Regions from separate parts of the Homo sapiens genome. Here region 2 is linked to region 1. A link is an interaction called in ENCODE POLR2A ChIA-PET data of the cell type or tissue named here. Cell type or tissue: MCF 10A. All regions are shown on one strand. Links, peaks and the distances in the headings refer to the core of each region. The heading gives the core; the rest is flanking DNA. Region 1 overlaps MED13L (mediator complex subunit 13L). Region 2 overlaps MED13L (mediator complex subunit 13L).

Region 1 (10,432 bases), core at 709-8,708:
CAGAATATCTGAGACTCGGTAATTTATGAAGAAAATAAACGTATTTCTTATAGTTCTGGCTGAGAAGTACAAGACCATGAGGTCTGCATCTGATAAGGGACTTCATTTTACATCATCCCAGGTCAGAGGGCAGAAGAGCAAGAGACGGTGCACACTCCTTTATAACTAACCCACTCCCAAATAAAGACAGTAATCCATTCACAGGGGCAGACCCGTCATGACCGAATCACCTAATAGGCCCCAACTCCCAACACTATTGCACCAGGGATTAAGTTTCTAACACACAAACTTTGGAGAACACATTCAAACCACATCAGTGGACGTGCACTGACCTCCTTCTCCCACAGCAGCTCCTGAAACAGTTCTGGAAGTGGCAAAGTCCTCAGGAGAACAAAGTTTGAAAATCTAAAGAGTTTGGAAATATATATATATACACTTCCCAACCACCTTCCAGTACTAACCCCCAAATTCTTTTTACTTTGATTAAATTAACATGACCTCCCGCAACACTGCTGCTCCAAAAAATATCAATAAGAAATCAGATAAAGCAATTACATTTAATAAATATTTACTGAGTATTTACTAGGTGCTAGACCCTGAGGATTAATGATGAATAGAACAAGGCCTCTCCCCGTCAAAGTGAGCCCACAAGCTATAGGAGACAGATATAACCAACTACAATGCAAACAAGCAAAAGTTACTATGGATTAAGCCAAGAGTGCTGACTAAAACACATAGGAGGAGCTGCTTACTCAAACCAGAGGTCAGGAAAGCCTTCCCAGAAAAAAATTACGTCAACGCTAACAAAACAAATATATATTGGCTTGAATATAAAATGACAGTGTTTTAACCTGAGTAAATTCCCTTGTGTTTCTAACCTAACCACTCCCCTCATCAAGCTTCTTCACTATTTATCCATATGCTCTCTATCACCTTTACTCACTGTATCTTTTTTTAAAAAAAGAAATGGAATATCTAACAAGTTCTTAGGTGACGGGGGCAGGGGGGCAAAGAAAAGAAACACGATCTTGTATAACTGACAATGGCTACATCCATGTGAATACTCCATATGGGAATAATAACCTTTCAAGTGTTAACAAAGTGGAGTCACTCATGCCAAATGTCATATAATCAAACTGCAACTGTAAGAAAGCAGATAGATCCCAAAACAGACGAGTTTTTCCTAAAAACAGGAGATTCTAGCCTACCTGAGTCAGAACAAGAAAGTCCCCTCTGCTTTAACCCTTATAAAAAAAAAGTAAACTGAAGTAATCTATTGTTAACTAATCAGCTTATTTTCCCCATTGTTATGTTTCCTCATTCCCACCTCACAAAACCCAATAGTCTGCCATTGCCCAGTAGAAGCTGTGATTCTATTAGAATGGAGGCTGCACCGATTCATGAATCGAGAATAAAAGCCAATTAGATACATAACTAAATGAGTTTTAATTTTGTCTTTTGACACAAGAGTAAAAGTGGATATGGAAATATCCATGTGAGTATGGACTAATACAAGAGGGTTAAGGATTGGTAAGCCTACATGGTTATTTATATAAACTCCATCCATGGATTTCATGTTGAATGTAAAGGCATAATCTTTCAGGCCCAAAGACATTTTAAATTTTTTAATGTTATCACATGTTTCCAACTTAACCTAGAAATTATTTAATCAATGTTTTGAGAAGAATTAAGTACTAGACAGTAACTATAAAATTACTTCAGAAACAATAAAATTCACATATCTCCAAATAAACCTATTTGGAAAATAATATGATCAATCTGTTATCTTGACCACTAATTTGTATATACAATTCCTCGTAAGTTATACTTTTATGTCAAGTGACTTTTTCTATTTTTCTCTTTTACTACGTCTTAACATTTTAAATGGTAAAAATTCAAGTTGAACTGATCATTGAAGTCTTATTAAATCAAGACTTTTAAAAATAAAGATAAAAAATAAATAAAGAGACAAGGTCTTGTTATATTGTCTAGGCCAGACTAGATTCAAACTCCTGGGCTCAAGTGATCCTTCCACCTCAGTCTTGAGAGTAGCTGGGACTACAACTCAGGCCACCATGCCGAGTTTAAATAAAGACATTTTTAATGCAAAATACAATTATTTCAGAATTTTTTATGACTTGGGACAATGGCAAGACTGAAGATTACTTTTGCTTAAACTATTTCTTCTCAAATAGTTACAAAATACAAACAAAACTGCCTAATATATTCATGAATCAAAACAAAGGTTTAGGTATGATAGAAGACACCAGAGGCAGGTATTTACAAATCAATAAGCTAATTGCACTATCATCCTTATTAGTTAAAAAGCCCTATCAAGTATATGACATTAAATATATATCTTTATATAATAAAAATTCATGAATAATTGCACTGTTTATAGGTGAAGAATTTTTTTTTTTTTTTTTTTTAAGACAGAGTCTTGCTCTGTCACCCACGCTGGAGGGCAATGGTGCGATCTCGGCTCACTGCAACCTCTGCCTCCCAGATTCAAGTGATTCTCCTGCCTCAGCCTCCTGAGTAGCTGGGATTACAGGTGTGCACCACCACACCCAGCTAATTTTTGTACTTTTAGTAGAGACAGGGTTTCACCATGTTGGTCAGGCTGGTCTCGAATTCCTGACCTCATGATCCACCTGCCTCGGCCTCCCAAAGTGCTGGGATTACACTGTGCCTGGCCAAGGTGAAGAATTTTTAAGTGTATTGAAAAGGGTATTTACAAAAATTCATAGTAAAGCCCTTCTAAATAGAGAAGTACACATATCATACATAATAACTGCTTAGAGATGAATTAAGCTGAAATTGCGTTTTTGAATTTTTTTATAAAGGAGACTATTTCCTAATATAAGCCAATCTCCCAGTAATATCTTCAAATTGCTAAGCCTATACTAGAGAAATCAAATTCACAATAATGGTATACTTCAATGCCATAATATCAAATGAATAAAGCAGTAATTTTCTTCATTCACTGAAGGCAGCACAGGACAAAAGAAGTAAAACTGAAAATGTTCTTCTTGGGAGAAAAAGGGAAATATTTTAAGTTCAATAGTAAGAGATGACCTATGTAAAATTCATCAGAATATTTCCCAGAAATTTTCACATACTTAAAAAGAAACAGGTCCATTCACAAGTTCACGAGCTATGACTGGGTTCAATGCTTGCTGCTCTTCAAGCACAGTATTTCATCATATATTTCATTCTTTTCCCATCAGCACTATGCACCAAGACACATGAAAGTGCATATCAAATAAAAAAACTGAATAGTTTCTTACCACAAAGCTTCACTTTTGTTATTTCAGAGACAGATATAAAAATGTATTTAAACAATCTCAAATAATTAACTCATGAGGTGACCCCACCTATCAACAATTCAACTTCCTCAACCAAAATCTTGTAAGTATGAAAGAAAAAAACCAACAACAAAAAAGGAGACTTAGGAACATAATAACAAAATACAAAAAAGAAACACATTTTGTTTATTTATTTAACTGAAACAGAGGCTGCTGCAGCTGCAGGAGCCTTTTCTGACTGATGTGACATGAGCTGCTACATTTAAAACCAGACGCTTTAAACAGATGGCTATTCAGTTAAAGCCTTCAGGCTTATCTCCCACACTTGGTCACAGTTGCCAAGGAAGAGGACACTAGTTTTCCACTATAGCTTAAGTATAATTTCACACAGCACCATGGATTGACCACTGACAATTACACACACGACATCACAGACTGGTGATGTAACTGCTAACCGATGTCACACTGTCTTTTCAGAGTATTGCTAGTTACAAAGAAAGCACCAAGAAACAGATGTTAAAGCCTAGGTATAGAATGAATTTTAGCCTGAAATGTAGGCTATAGCAAATATACAATTCAAGAACCACTCTATACTAATAAATATTTCAAGTTATGTTTACTTTCAGTCTTTTGTTCATGTCAGAATTTTCACTGCCACAGCAATAACAAGCAAAAAGTGTAGCTGGAGCATAAACCAATTAAAGATCACCTTGTACTCATGTAAGTTTTTTGAATCAGCTTCCAAAAGCATATCTGCAATACATGGTTAAGAATATTATAGTCTTCATGTACCTGCTTTTGGATTATGAGTCAGTATTAATCATCCAAACAAGTACAGCAGTCTTCAGCACTAGTGCTGCAGTAAAACTTCGGAAGAACTGACATTCAGACTCCTGACACAAAAACATGACAGAATCTGTCTCCAAGAAAATATCTGGGCCCCTCTGAGGTTCTGTCCAAGATAGAAAGGGCTTAAGGCAATGAAGTAGGCACCATCCTTTTTTTTTTTTTTTTTTTTTTTTTTTTGACTACTAGACAAACTTTCTGACTAGAATGCCTATGTCCACTTTTTTGTTTGTTTATTTTTGAGACGGAGTCTCACTCTGTCACCCAGGCTGGAGTTCAGTGGCACGATCTTAGCTCACTGCAACCTCTGCCTCCCGAGTTCACGCCATTCTCCTACCTCAGCCTCCCAAGCAGCTAGGACTATAGGCGCCCGCCACCAAGCCCAGCTAACTTTTTGTATTTTTAGTAGAGATGGGGTTTCACTGTGTTAGCCGAATGGTCTCTATCTCCTTACCTCGTGATCCCCCCCGCCTCAGCCTCCCAAAGTGCTAGGAGTACAGGCGTGAGCCACCGCACCTGGCCTGCCTATGTCCACTTTTGGCATGCACTTCTGCCACCTTGCACATTGTAGACTAACAGAGTTTCACCATTCCTGTCTCGTTGCCCAACCACTCACCTTCCTCAAGACCCCACCTTCAATTCCTGCTTAAAATATGTAACATGGATTCTCCTTGTCTTTTTAAGATAAAGACCCAAATCCTTATCACTGACTGAAAGCCCTTTTGTGGCTACACTATGCCTAGTCTAGCCCTATCTGCCCTCAGGTGGGCCTCATCTGATCACATGCTCTCAGGTATTCTCTCCACTACAGCTGCATTGGTCTTTCGTTCCTGGAATACAACATGCCTCCTGCCACCAAGGGCTGCTGTCCTTTCTGCTATAAAATATTGTCATTCCTCTCTTCATCTACTTCAAGTATATTCTACTTTCAGATCTCAGTTCAAATGCCACTTTATCAGGTAAACCACTTTTCTGGTCAGGCGCAGTGGCTCATGCCTGTAATTCCAGCACCTTGGGAAGCTGAGGCAGGAGAATCACTTGAGGCCAGGAGGTGAAGAACAGCCTGGGCAACATGGTAAAACCTCACTGTGATGGCTAATACTGAGTGTCAACTTGATTGGATAGAGGGACACAAAGTATTAATCCTGGGTGTGTCTGTGTGGGTGTTGCCAAAAGAGATTAACATTTGAGTCAGTGGGCTGGGGAAAGCAGATCCACCCTTAATCTGGTGGGCACAATCTCATCAGCTTCCAGCAAGTATAAAGCAGGCAGAAGTTCTGTCCCTCTAAGAGAATCCTGCCTAATACAGCCATCTCTACTAAAAATACAAAAATTAGCCAGGCGCTGGCCCGTGTAGTCCCAACTACTCGGGAGGCTAAGGCATGAGAATCACTTGAGCCCGGGACGCTGAGGCTGCAGTGAGCCAAGATTGCAATGCTGCATTCCAGCCTGGGCAACAGAGCAAGACTCTGTCATTAATAAATAAATAAATAAACAAACCATTTTTCTGGCCTCTTATTAAGTCAAATCACCATATTATCTATACAGCACCATACTGCTCATAATCATACTTGTCTTCACTGCAGTTTTGTGTTATTTTATTAATACCTGCCTCCTACCCTGCCAATAACCTAAATCCAAAGATTGCACAGACCAAGTTTGTTTTTACTCCACAGTGCTTACTATAGTGGCTGGCACAAACTGAGCACTTAATAAATATTTGTTGAATGAATAAGTACAGAGAAGGATTTTAAAAATAAATATGCATCATTCAATAGAAAAATTTAGTATCACATTTTTCAATCACAGTCCTACCATTCTTTATTTTATTGAAATTTAAAAATTGTGAAAAGAACTCTTTAGGGATCAAATTTTTCATCCTTTGACTTCAAGTATGAAGACAAAATTCTTCATACATGACCCCATAAATTTATATCACAAAATTCGATGTTCAAAACTAAAATCTTTAAAAACCAGACTGTTTTAAAGAAACAAAAGATTAAAGATGAGTTTGTAAAGATAAAGAGATAGACAAATTGATTAAAAAGAAACCTCAGGCAGAAAAGAAACTCTTCAAAGAGCATAAATGTTTTATAGAGAAGAATATATTTTATTGTTACAATAAAAAGATACTAGGGTATGGAATTGTTGGCAAGATTAATATTATGTTTACAAATGAAAAGCATCCCTCGAATACAAGCAGTTTAAACAACTGTTTGATCAAAAAATACAGGGTACAAAAGATTTGATGCCAGTCTATTAAGTATACAATGCTCTATTTTTAAAAATGTAACAATTGACAGGCCAGTAGATACTGTGTAACATTAATTTTTCCTCTTTAGAGCTATGTTGACTTACAGATTTGGAGGTTTAACGTTTCCCCACAATATTTATACTTTAAAAATATCTTGTTCGTTCAGTAAGGGCCATCACTTACAAGTATTTATTTTATGTGGAGATCACTTTGAGGTGTCAAAAAAAAATCAATTCATCATATTCTGTGTACTATACTCCATTAGGACATGAGTGCTGTGGAGAGACCTAACTATAATTCTCCAATGGTAGCCATTTAAGTTTAGCTACCCTAAGAAAGACTGCTACTGCCATGCAGATATTCCAGTGTAGTCTTTCTTCACCTAGATTTTTATTTTCTTGACTTTTTCATTATTGCTTAATTGCTAACATTTCCTTTTGACATGTATTGATCATGCTAATAGCTATAACATGGCCTTTTGTGCCTAGAATTGATGGACTATATTTAATACAAATCTATATGAATCAACAAACAAGTTTATTTAATGATGTTTATTCAAAGGAATGACATTTTCTAGACAGCACTTTTCACATTTGAAATATTGAAGATAAAATGCTAGCTTTAAAAAAAATAAAAATCATTTTAACACTTTATAGTGATTCGCCACATGCAATTTTCCTAAACACTTTATTTTCATAGATAGCTAAGCCACATGTGTCAATCCTATCACCATCACCTACTGAACCAATCTAATCTTGTGTACTATAGACTACCAGAAGTATGAAACAAAGAGTCACATGAATATACCTTTCAAAGTTCAAAAAAAAGAAATTTTTATTTATAAACCCTATATGTTACAAAGAATTAAATTAATAATGAGAACAAACAGAGAAGAGCATTAAATAGAAGTAACATGCCTTTTATTTAACTCCACGAATAGTGTCTTGTGCTTAATAAACATTTTTCTGGCAAAAAAAAAAAAAAGGTACAAGAGGTACAAGGTGACGAGAAGCTATTAACTGTCAAACACAACACTAGATAATAGAGAGAGGTATCACAGAAATTCACTACTGTGAATACACTAACAGGCCTTCTTATAACCTGAGTAAAAGCTTCCGGAGATAGAGCTGATTCCTCTGATCCTGTGTTCACCTAGCAACTTTCTGACTCCTAGCTTAGCTTCTCAGGTACCAAGACACCATGAAAAAGAGGTATTAGAAAGTAATGAGTATTCTAATCAATGAAAAAATATAACCACCCCACTGTCCATTAACAAGCATTGTGGATACAAATCAACTTCTTTCTGAATATGATAACTGGTTCAGGTCCCCAGAGTGGGATCAAACCAGGGCAAATGGATGAAACTACAAAGTTGAAGATGCTAGCCTAAAGAAGTGGTCTCAAACTCCTTGGTTTTGGGATCCCTTTATAACTCTTAAAAATTATAGAGGACTCCAAAAAGTTTTTGTTCACATGGGTTTACTTACCAGTATTTATTATATTGGAAATTAAAACTAATTAAAAATTTAATATCTACTTATTAATTCATTTAAACACAGTAATAAGCCCATTACACAGCAACATAACATTTTCAGGAAGGCAAAGCACCAGGCCTACTGCAGGGGTGTGAAGGAGGCCACAAATTCTGTTTCAAGAGAGCTCTGAGCCCACGGAGTAGACATTATGAGCAAAGCTCGTCGTCTCAAGTCCAAAAAATTACAGACAGGAAGTTACTGAGACTAAATGATGGCAGATATGTCCAAGGAATATTGTGAGGATTTGATCCATTTAGGAATTTTGTGATGTATGTGTGGAGATGGCAACTAGTGGACAACACAACAGTACTGGAATGGTGGTAATACAGGCAAACAGTAACATCATATTAGAAGTCTAGGAATGAGGATAAATAATGGCTGCTCAGCAGAAAAATCCATGTTCCCTCTCCAAGTGATCTGTTTTACTGTGAGGCAAAAATCAGGTCATGTACATTTTCATATTAAATTTTTTGCTAAATAAGCTTCTGTAATCATCAAATGATTTCTGGAAATATAACTAATATAACATACATAAATTTAGTGAGAAGAGGTACACTGATTTTCATTTTCGCAAATCTCTTTTACATCTGCCTTAACAGAAGACAATCATATTGTCATATCTACTTTTATGTTCAATATATAACAATACGTTGTTTTGGTTGAAGTATACAAAGAAAATCTGGCATCACATAAGTATGTAGTTGGAGAAGGGAGGTGCACATTAATAACCTTTTCAGTTAATTGCAGATACCTTTCTCTAACACTATACCAAAACTAAACAAATGGTATTTGCTAAAAGGTTAGTTGAAGTACAGAACCTAAAACTATCAAGCCAGGTGTGTTGGCCAGTGCTTGTAATTTCAGTGCTTTGGGAATCCAAGGCAGGAGGATCACTTAAAGGCCAGAAGTTCAAGACCAGCCTGGGCAACATAAGGCGACTCCATCTCTACAAAAATCTTTTTTAACAAAAATCACCAGGGCGTGTGGCATGCCACCTGTGCTCCCAGCTACTTGGGAGGCTAAGGTGGAAGGATTGCTTGAGCCCAGTAGTTCAAAGCTGCGGTGGGCTACGATCACGCCACTGCACTCCTGTCTGAGCAGCAGAGTGAGACCCCGCCTCATAAATAAACAAACAAAAAATCGTATCAATGAACTTCTATATTCTGTCACATTAAAACCCAACAATCTATCATACACTTTGATTATCAAGCATTGGTCATTTGGAAAATACTGGTTAACTGAGTTATGCACAGATTCTGTATGTTGACACATTTTACCAAACTCTATCAAAAAATAACAATTATTAATGCCACCAATAATCTCAGCAGAAAGATCTTTAAGTACTGAGAAGTTATCAGCTCACAGTGGCCAAGTTTCCCAAAACTCTCATTTTTGTATGAAATCACAAATTTTATCACAAGCAACAGATACTGTCAGTTTTCCTTGAAAAACTTACCATTCATTTTGGAGAAAATACCTACCAAATGCCTAAATCTGATTGATCATAGTTTATCAGTCATTCTCTCAAGTATGATGCTCCATCTTAAGAAGTAGCTGGTCAATGCAAAACTCAAATAATTGCACGAAAGCTTTCCCTTGACACAAGGGAAGTGATTCATGTATACCTGCCATTTTCTCTCATAGAACATTAAAAAGACATGTATTAAAGGGTCAAAATTTCACACAAGTAATCATTTTTACTTTTTTTTTTGTTTTTTTTTTTTTTTTAAGAGTCACTCTGTTGCCCAGGCTAGGGTACAGTGGTGCGATCTTGGCTCACTGCAACCTCCACGTCCCAGGTTCAGGTAATTCTTGGGCCTAAGCCTCCTGAGTAGCTGGGATTACAGGTGCCCGCCACCATGCCTGGCTAATTTTTGTATTTTTATTACAGATGGGGTTTCAGCATGTTAGCCAGGATGGTCTCGAACTCCTGACCTCAACTGATCCACACGCCTCAGCCTCCCAGAGTGCTGGGATTACAGGGCATGAGCTGCAGCACCTGACAAATTTTTACTCTTTCATCACAGACATTCTTAAGGAAAATCTAAGGTTTTGTCTTCTGAAGAATACAACTACCAGAGTTGTTTGCTGTTACTGCCTTGATTCGTGCTAAGGCACCACCAGCAGTTTTATCCCTAATTGCTTTTGCATCATCAGTACAAATGTCAACAAAGTTGAAAAAGGCAAATAATGTCTTCATATTTTATAAAAATAGTTTTTTTGACTTGTGGGATCTCCCGAAACGGTCGAAAAGACCCACCCCACAACCCTACTCCCTTGATGGTTGCAGACCATACTTTGAAAACTGCTGGCCTAACGTTTGTCAAGGGAGTATCAAACAAACAGAAATCTGCCCACTGGAAAGTGATGCCTGGAACAGCCACATGGCTTTTTCATCACAGAGATTTCTTTCAGCTGCAAAGATAGGGGCTCCCTACCTGGGAAGGCAATGGATTTATGCAGCCAGCTCAAAATCTTTATATGGAGTT
Region 2 (10,432 bases), core at 771-8,770, 72 kb before region 1:
ATCAACAGTGCCAAGGCTGAGAAACCCTAGGATAAAAGAAGTAAAGAAATTTCAGCTTCTGCCCACCACAAAAGAGACAATAGTTTGGAATCTGAATTCAGCCAAAGTTAACCCCTTGCTTAAAAAAGAAAGAAAAGAAAAGAGGAGAGGGGAGGGGAGGGGAGGGGAGACCAAAATTCAGCCAAAATTAACTCCTTGCTTAAAAAAGAAAAAAAAAAGGAGAAAAGAAAAGGCCAAATCAACAACACGTTCAAAGATAACAGAATCCAGTCTCCACACTATATCATTGTTCAGAATATAATTCAAAATTATTCAACATATGAAAAAACAAGAAAAATCTAACCCATATTCAAGAGAAAACACAACCAATGGAGAAAAATCCAGATTTTTTTTAGTAGCAAAAATCTGTAAGCAATTATTGTAAGCAGCTTAAGGACATAAAGGAAAATGTGCTCACAATGAATAAACAAATACAAAATGACAGCTGAGAAATGGAAATAAAAAAGGTCCAATGGAAATTATGGAACTGAAAATGACATTATCGGAAATAAAATATACACTTTCCAGTTATTTAAATCTTCTTTTAAAATCTGCCTTCTTTTATGTCCACACCATAGTAGTGTTCACTAAATTCTTTTCTATAAAGATGGGATCTCACTGTGTTGCCCAGGCTGGACTTGAACTCCTGAACTCCTGGGCTCAAGCAATCCTCCTGCCTCAGTCTCTCAACTAGCTAGGACTATATGCATATGCCACAGCACCCGGCGATTTTCACTAAGTCTTGACTATAATAATATAAACCAGAAACTAAATGGAAATGAAAAGGATGATATCATCTAAACATTTGATATTATTAAATCAATGGGTTCAGTCTGAAAACATACCATAAGTATTACAGTATCCTTTTAGGATTAGTAATAGAGGTGGCAGAAATATATGGTAGACTATAACAGGAATTCATAAGTAATAATCTCAAGAGTCTTAAATTTTTAAGCCACAATGGAAAATTAATTTATACTTAGTACAGCTGAAATTTTCCAAATTAAAATTAAGACAACATTCCCCTCTCGCCTACACAGATGAACTGTTTTCTCATTTTGTAAATAAATACAAAATAAATGTGGAAATGAAAAAATATAGTAATAGCATAAAAACAGGAGCAGTCATTTCCCTCAGACAAGTCTGTTTTTAACTTGCCATAAAATTCCCCCCATGTTACTGAGATGCCATGAAAAAAGAATGGAAACAACCTTCCAGGCATATTCATTTTTACACTTTCTCTAAATTCTAAGATACTTCAGCAAAGTATGCCAAATTTAGCTACATTTACAAAGCAGAGGATAAGACATTCCTTTTTAAATGTAGTCAACTTCTAGAGTAATCCATTTCATTAATCTATGAGAATGATCTAGTTGATATACTGCAATATCATTCTACGGTACTTAGGCTCAGTCTATTATTTGGTCAGAAAAACATACCATGAACAACATCCTAAATGAGGCTGAGATATGAGTAAACTGAACAGTACTTCCCTCATGCTACCAAAAGGTTAAACTTTGAACCTTTATTCATTCATGCTCTGAAGCTTCAACTGACTTTGTTTCCAACAGGGAAAGTGGCTTTTGGCTAAGACACCTTAAGCAAAGGTGAATAGGTGGTCACCTCTGTAATAAAAAACTGAAATTAACACCTCAACTCCCATTTGGGACCTACAATTTCTCCTTCCATTTCTTGATCTGATTATGAGTATCGTTACTCAAGTTAACATAATCCTTCCCTCTCTACAAACATGTTCTTTTAAAATTTTCCAACTCTTGGGAAGAATGATATCAAATCTCTTGCAGTGGTGAATACAAGAGTTACTTTCTGCTTACAGCAGAACTAAATACAATGAAGGTAACATGCTCTGAGTGGTAGAGAAAAAAAGAATAAAAGATATGGATATATACAGAGACATACATGGATAGGACATGTCCAGACTTCACCAACTTCACTTCACTTAGAGAATCAGAGAATCAGAAAGCTAAAAGACAACTTAGAAATAAATGCTAAAACTGAAGTCCCAAAGGATTCACTAGGTCCCACAAGGTCAAATAGTTAATGGAAGATCATCTACATTTCCGGATGAACGGTCTATTGAACAAGGAGAGATTTGTTTTGAGCTTAGTTTCAGTTATTTAGCAGGAATTTAAAAAGGAATTACAATAATGGTATTCTCTCAACCTCTCCAGTATATTAAAAAACAAGGTATAGGTCAGGCGCAGTGGCTGATGCCTGTAATCCCAGCACTTTGGGAGGCCAAGGCAGGTGGATCACGTGAGGTCAAGAGTTCGAGACTAGCCTGGCCAACATGGTGAAATCCCGTCTCTACTAAAAATACAAAATTAGCCAGGTGTTGGTGATGCATGCCTGTGATCCCAGCTACTTGGGAGGCTGAGGCAGGAGAATTGCTTGAACCTGGAGGACATTGCAGTGAGCTGACATCGCACCTGTGCACTCCAGCCTGGGTGACAGAGCGGAACTCTGTCTCAAAAAAAAAAAAAAAAAAAAAGAATTAAAAAACAAGGTATATCTTTTACTATAAAAAAGAATTTAAAAAACAAGGTATCTCTTTTACTATAAGGTATTTTCAATCCTTCTTGAAAATAGCACATATTTAAATATATTTTACTTTAAAGTGTAAAAATCAATAATTATTGTTGACATATACTGTTTAGACCACTAATAGCACAAATGAAAAATAAAAACTAACAGTCATAACTTCTTTTAAGTTATTAAGAAAAAAAGGAAAAACTAGAAGAGTTGGATAGAAAGCAAATACTGTATTTAACTATCATCACCTCTGGCTGAAGTGGTCTTTCAATTTAACATTCCCCTATATATGTTTATGAAACTACAGAGCAAAGTACCTGGTACACGAAAGATACTTTTTAAAATTATAGCTACCACTATTAAGCTTTATCACAAGCCCTTATTAAGTGTTTGTCTGCTCCCTTCCTGGAATCAACAGTTTTGTGTTTTGCAGCTACTTGTAAAAACTACTGCAAAAGCTCTACATTCAGTATCTTCACTTCAACTCCCATTTATAATGCAAGCTACTGCAATCTGAATTTCACCACTTGAAACTGCCAATGTTATAGTCACCATGACTACATAATTGCCAAATCTAATAGTCTTTATAGTACATGTTTTACATGCCTCTATGGCAGACACAGCTGATCAATCTTGAAACTTTAAAATTCCATGGTTCTGGTAACACCAGTCTCTCTTGGTTCTCATTTCCAGTTGACTCTTCAGTCTCCTTTATGTATTCTTGTTTCTGTACCCATTCTACAAATGTTGATGATCCCCAAGACTCTAACTCACTTTTCACACAATCCCCAAATATATTCAAATGGCAGAATACTGTAACTCCCTCAGATAGACTCTCAGAAAATGAGTAAATGTTTTATAGAGCTACCAAAAAAAAGCTGTAAAACTATTATGCATGATTATGTAAGTCCAAATTGTCCCATTAATATTTGTCTATGGACTTCCCATCAGCAAGCCCTTATTAACAGATAGGCACCACATGTGCAAAGTAAATTTATGAGTAAAACAGAAAAAATCATAGATAGCTACTGATCTCATTTTTCTGGACACTAAAAAGAGGCTTGCTTTACCGTTCACACTTGAAGTGTCTGCTCACCTTCTAGACTAGGGATCCCTTCTCCGCCTTCTTATCTGGGCATCTCTAAAAGCTAAATAACACAGATGACTGGGCTATAACAGAGTCTGGGGAAAAAGAGGAGGATGGAGAGAAGGCGTACCACTCAAGAACAGGGCAGGTTTGCCCATGAGTCAGTGATAGCTAATTAATTCAGAAAATGGAATAGCAGGTTGTTATCTTTGAGGAGATAAAGGGGAGGGGAGGATGAAATAAGGAAAGGAAGGGAAAGTTTCAAAATACTAAATATGGTTCTCCTACATCAAAACATTTCTGGTATGAGTTAATAATGTATTGTTACACAAAATACACGCTTTGCTATTAAACCAAAAAACGTATTTACATTTCTTAAATATGTATGTTAGGTAATCTAAGAAAATAAAAAAGAAGTTTTAAAAAGTCTGAAGTTAAGAGGAGAGAAGACAAAAACGATAGTTAAAGTAATATACTTTCAGTGTGTATGGGTATATGTGTGGTGGGGGGGGTGTGTGCACATGTGCTATCAGCACATACAAAAGTAATTAGAATATCTGAAAACATGTGATGCTCTCTGGAGTATCACCCAAGAACAGAGTAGATTTGCCCAAGAGTCAGTGACAGCAAATTAACCCAGAAAATGAATTAGCAAGTTACTATTTTTGTTAACTTAGCTTCTGTATACCTGATACCAGAAAAGATCAAAGGCCCACTGTTATTGAGGGCAATAAACTGTTTCCTAAAAATGACATTCAAAGACTAAAGTGTATAGATTTCAAATTCTCCTGTAATAAAATGTGGATTGAGATTAAATTAGAAAACAAATGCCTTCCCAAGAGAGAGAACCTGCATGATTGGAATAATTTCCAAATGATTTTCACCGGTTTGTTTTAAAACATATTCTGAATGCAAAAGCTTTTTTTCAAGTTCAACCTAGACCTTAGAAAACAGAAATTTTGTATGTTTGATTTTAGTTGTCACCACTCAAGGGCAAACCCAAAGTTGTATTTTCTACTTATTCTTTTCCCAAGGATATGAATAATAAAAGATGTCAATATAGAGAAAAAATTATATTGAATGAATTTCTATGTTTCTAAAACTACCTAATCAAATACATATTTTTAATATATAATATGCAAATAATCTACTTTAGAATTCTCCTGAACATCAACTCATATCAAATATTAAGAACCCTTTTAGGAGTCCATTAGTAAATGAAATCATAGCACAAGAACTTTAAAGGAGTACAGAAAGAAATTATAGCACAAAAAATCATATGCTATTATTCTAACAGGGAGAACTCATTCATCAGTATTTTTTCACCATGATTAGAATATCTAAAATATGCAGTATGAGAAATTAGTAATACTAATAATCAGTAATGCTAGTAATCCTAGCATATACTATCTATATGCTAAGATTATAGATATTATATATAGATACTATATGCTAGTATTACACTATACTTAGAAATAAGAGCTTTTCTAAAACATAAATTTGTACATTTAATTTGTTTAGCACTGGGCAACAGGTTTTCCTCTCCATTAGCCACTAAATGGATCTGTACCAATGTACCAAAAAAGACACAACTAAACTTAAGAAAAATTAATTTAATTCATTTCTCTCTCTCAACTAAATTATAAACTGCCACATAAATTATCTAATTTAATCTTCACTATAACCCTCTAAGACATTATGATTTTCAACTCAATAATAATAAAAATTCAGCTGAGATAAACTTTGTCCAAAATCTAACTTGCAAGTGGAAGAATAAGATGTGAACCCAATTCTCTTCTAATGCTAAATGCTCTCCTTCACAGCATGACTGTCCATTTAAAACTGTCCAACTCAGGCATGACTACTGAGATCCTATTTCAACATCTACCAAGAGGCTCTATTTTCCACTCAGAGAATAAAAGGAGGAAAAGTCATCATACCTAATAAAGTTTTATTAAAGCAAACGCCAATTTTTAAATTCATCTTTGGTTTAAATGTTTTCTAATTGTTAAGCTTTTCTGAAATACTGTTTCAAAATAATTTACATTTCTGCACTGAAGGAAAACAAAGTCCCATATTCAATCATGAACATAAAGTCTAAAATCCATTCAATTACAGTGCTCATATATCAGCAGCCTCCCATTTATATTGAATCAAATTCCCAAATACATTACATGCATTATTTACATCAGGCTTGCTAAAGTTATGAAGATTTTTGGAGCCAAAATGAGTGTAAAGATATACAAACTCTATATAAAATAGGCTGATAATGATAGTTATTTTTTACTATTAACATACTAATTGCTACTCCTTCAATCCCTACTTTTTATCTACATTTCCTCTTCATCCCCAAGTGGCTGTCAAATCATCCTGTATTTTATGGTCTAAAGCTATTTTATGACTAGCTCATTTAACTCACCAGTGACCAGTGACACAATCCATGTTAGGCATGGACAGATGTACTCAGAATGATAAAGAAGGTCACTGGGATAAAGCACTCCATATTTAAGTCTGCAGAGTCATAAACATAAAAGCCAAATTTAAACCACTCAGAAGATTTAAATTTAAGTCCTCTGTAAATTTAAGGAGAATGCTAAGATTAAAAGTAAAAACCAAAGGCCAGGCACAGGGGCTCACACCTGTAATCCCAGAACTTTGGGAGGCCAAGGTAGGTGGACTGCTTTGAGCTCAGGAGTTCAAGACCAGCCATGGCAAAACCCTGTCTTTACAAAAAATTTAAAAATGAGCTGGGTGTGGTGGTGTGTGCCTACAGTCCCAGCTACTTGGGAGGCTGAAGTGGGAGGATCGCTTGAACCCGGGAGGCAGAGGTTGCAGTGAGCCGAGATCACGCCACTGGCACTCCTGCCTGGATAACAAAGCAAGACCCTGTCTCAAAAACTTAAAGAAGTAAAAATAAATGAAAGTAAAAACTCATGAAACACATTAGTTAAGCCGAATCTATACATATATATTTATAAGGGGAAAAAAATCCCATTTCATCAAAGTATCTGTAAACAGAATCAAACTTTCACACACCCATACACATTGCTACTTTTTAAAGGATTTTGAATGTACTGAAAAGGAAAATGCTTCAAAGAAGTTTATGGTGATTTGACAAAGAAAACTTCCGGTCCCTAATTTATCTGATTTGAAAATTTTCATAAATTATGTTTGGTTAATGAGAAGATTCCACAACCATTTCATTAAAGATTTAAGGCAGACAGGTTGAGTGAGAAGACTACTAATTAAGTCTCTGCTAGAAACTAGGAAAGTTAAGCAAGCAAAGGTTCCTAATGAGGCAGGAGTTTCCAGCTGAAATTTTGCAACCAAAAGAAAAGACCTAATCTTAAAACTACTATGTAAGGCTTCAAGGGCTCTAATCTGCACCCAGTACCTGGGACACTTAGGGCAAGTACACTGATAATAAAACAAAATTTAAATTGAATACCATGCTCATCAATAATGAATATTCACCATCAACTTATGATTCCAACTACATGTGTGCTACATTCAGAGGTAGCCAAAGTAAATTTTAAATTCTGAGGGTTTTGTTTTCCGATTCTGGTGTGACTGATCTAAAATTCCATGTCTGTATAGTATCAAGGATTGCATTTAAACACACACATATGATGGCTAAAAGTTTAGGATTGTTTAGGAAAGTAATTCACAGTTCTGGTTTTACAATCGTCAAAGATGTGTTGATCTTCTTTAAGGGGCACCAATGAATTCCACAAAAATTGTCACCATTTCTTCACTGTTTTTAAACTTATTCCATACAACACTTTTAAAAAATCAATGATGAGGCCGGGCGCAATGGCTCGCACCTATAATCCCAGCAGTTTGAGAGGCCAAGGTGGGCAGATGGCTTGAGTTCAGGAGTTCGAGACCAGCCTGGGCAACACAGCAAAATCCCATCTCTACCAAAAATACAAAAAATTAGCCAGGTGTGGTGGCATACACCTGTGGTCCCAGCTACTTGGGAGGCTGAGTTGGGAGGATCACCTGAGCCTGGGAAGTCGAGGCTGAGGTGAGCCAAGATGGCACCACTGTACTCCAGCCTGGGTGACAGAGTGAGACACAGCCTCAAAAAAAAAAAAAAAAAAAAAAAAAAAGTCAAAGATGAGGAAGGAAAATGGAAAATAACAAAACAGATTATCTTAATTCCAAATAGTATAGTAATATGTGGCTTGAACATGAGTATATTGGCAATCACCTTTCTAATCAATCTTTAATATTGAATATAAATTTAATAATATAGTATTTAAGAACACTGTGATCCAGGATCTATTTGAGTATATCTAAACTACTAACATTATTAGGAAATAAATAAATCAATAAGCTGTTCACCCACCCACAAGGCCAAAGAAACCAAAAAGCCAAGAGCATTCTAAAGGCTCACCTTTTGTTGACTGGCTTTTCATCCTTTTCGTAGGGTCGGACAAACCATTTCCCAATCCTAACGAAGTTCTTATCCATTAGGCACCTAAAATAATTACATCAAGAATTACTTTTATAGTATCAGTAACAAATTAGTAAGTCGCTGAAGCAATACACCAGATGAGATATATCACCAAAAATAAAAACACCACCAATTAAACTATCAAAATGTTTTATCACTTAAAATTTTTACGTTATACTTTCCGAAAGAACTCTGGGACACTGGGCACAGATTCTTATGCCCACGTAAAAAAGAAAATGTAAACAAAAGTAAGCAAAATAAATTGATTGATGTATTTCTAAAACATCTTACGCTTCAGAATTACTTCAAATAAAATCACACTTCTGCATAATTTCAATTCTTGCATCATCAAGAATGTTAGGAATACAGCATTTCTTAAGAGAACTTCAGAGATATTCATCCAAGCCACTAACACCCATCTTTCAAGTTTTTTTTTTTTGAGACAGAGTCTCTGTTGCCTAGGCTGGAGGGCAGTGGTGCAATCTTGGCTCACTGCAGCCGCCACCCCCCAGGTTCAAGTGATTCTCCTGTCTCAATCTCCCAGGTAGCTGGGATTATGGGCGTGCACCACCATGTCTGGCTAATTTTTGTACTTTTAATAGAGACGGGGTCTCACCATGTTGGCCAGGCTGATCTCGAATTCCTGGCCTCAAGTGATCCACCCGCCTCAGCCTCCCAAAGTGCTGGGATTATAGGTGTGAGCCATCATGCCCAGCCCATCTTGCAAGTTTTAATGCTGGCTTTTTAAATTTTTATTTTTTATTTTTTGGCTTTGCATGTGATAGGCAATACTTTTTACGTGATGAGGATCTCAGTGACAAAAATACAGCACAGCTTTATCTTAGGTATTTTCTTTTTGTAGGCACAATAAAGGACTTGATTATGGCTTTGCAAGAAACAAGGAATTGCAATTGTGTCTTCAATAATGAATATCTGCTTTATTCATATACAAGCAGTGGCCCACTTCTGTTTCCATGCCACTTGTGTATGTCATTTTAATGTCAAATTACAAGGTATTCTAACATGTTTTTTTGAAGACATGTTAAATGGCAAGTGAACCCAACTCTTGTAACAACAATAACATACACAATTCAGCTGAACTGACAACAACACAGAGTTATGATCAAGTTCACTCATGTGCAGGCAAATGACAACTGTATCTTAACTGCCACCTGGCCAACTGCGGATGCCATGGATTGTAAGGAGTATAACTGATTTTAAAAACATAAAAATGAGGCTGGGTGGGTGGCTCATGCCGGTAATCCCAGCACTTTGGGAAGCCGAGGCGGGCAGATCACCTGAGGTCAGGAGTTCGAGACTAGCCTGGCTAACATGGTCAAACCCCGTTTCTACTAAAAATACAAAAAATTAGCTGGGCGTGGTGGTGCGCGCCTGTAATCCCAGCTACTCGGGAGGCTGAAGGAGGAGAATCACTTGAACCCGGGAGGCAGAGGTTGCAGTGATCTGAGATCACGCCATTGCACTCCAGCCTGGGCAACAAGAGCGAAACTCCATCTCAAAAAAAATAAATAAATATAAAAATAAAAACAAAAACATAAAAATGTGGGGGGGAAATGGGGAAAATGTGCACATTTGGAACTACTGAAATACAGTTATCTCTAACAGTATTCAGTGAAATTCTACATATTTTGTAAGAAAAGATGTCAGAACACTGAATGTAATTCTTCTATACAGGGTCCTACCTACCAGCAAAAGAGTTATATAGCAATTCTTTATTCCATATTGAGGCAATTCTGCACATGGCTTTTGCCTCTGTAATTTCCACACCATCAAAGAGGATGGAAACAATTCAAGCCCTCACCCAACTCATTACAGGTTAGATGGGTTAGTGAATGGTAATAGTTTCTGATGACCACAATGGAACTCCTTTTGGGCAGTCAATTCGGAGAACCAATGTACCAAAAAGTCACTGGGCTCCACTGGTTTTACTTAGAAAATAAATTTCTACTGCGATCTTCCATTGTTCACAATGAAGAAAATCATTTTCAGCGTAACCAAATCTCTTTTCCTAAGCTTATAAGTTTAAAAAAAAATGCTTTTTAGGGGTAAGGACTGTGACTCCATTAAATTTAGAAAATAGGAAATATGGCACACCCACCCAAGGAGGAAGTATTCAAGAAGCAAAACTGAAAAAGCATCTCCACAGTTTATTCACCAGCTAACAGACTTAATTATATTTTTATTAGAGTACATATAAACATATTTCCACTAGAACTCTAGTGTTTAATACCAAGTTTCTGCAATAATATTATCAATAACTGCTACCAGAATCA

Evidence for each region. Peaks named below come from ENCODE experiments on the same cell type or tissue, not always from the same donor. Only the 100,000 strongest peaks of a DNase experiment are listed, where the experiment ranks them.
Region 2: POLR2A ChIA-PET joins it to region 1 with 5 read pairs; 4 of 35 experiments call an interaction of 5 or more read pairs at or near these places.

What each region holds. Positions count from the first base shown.
Region 1 is chr12:116,160,954-116,171,385 of GRCh38, forward strand. All of the region lies in intron 2 of MED13L (mediator complex subunit 13L), which reads right to left. It also overlaps the pseudogene SNRPGP18. Among named protein-coding and RNA genes, the nearest start is that of MIR620, 18 kb to the left of the region's middle. In MCF 10A, for the core only: no CTCF peak of the experiment used is centred there; DNase peaks (open chromatin) are centred at 758 and 4,158.
Region 2 is chr12:116,088,591-116,099,022 of GRCh38, forward strand. It overlaps MED13L (mediator complex subunit 13L), which reads right to left. Exons shown (of 31, transcript NM_015335.5): 4 at 8,079-8,162. Among named protein-coding and RNA genes, the nearest start is that of MIR620, 55 kb to the right of the region's middle. In MCF 10A, for the core only: no CTCF peak of the experiment used is centred there; no DNase peak of the experiment used is centred there.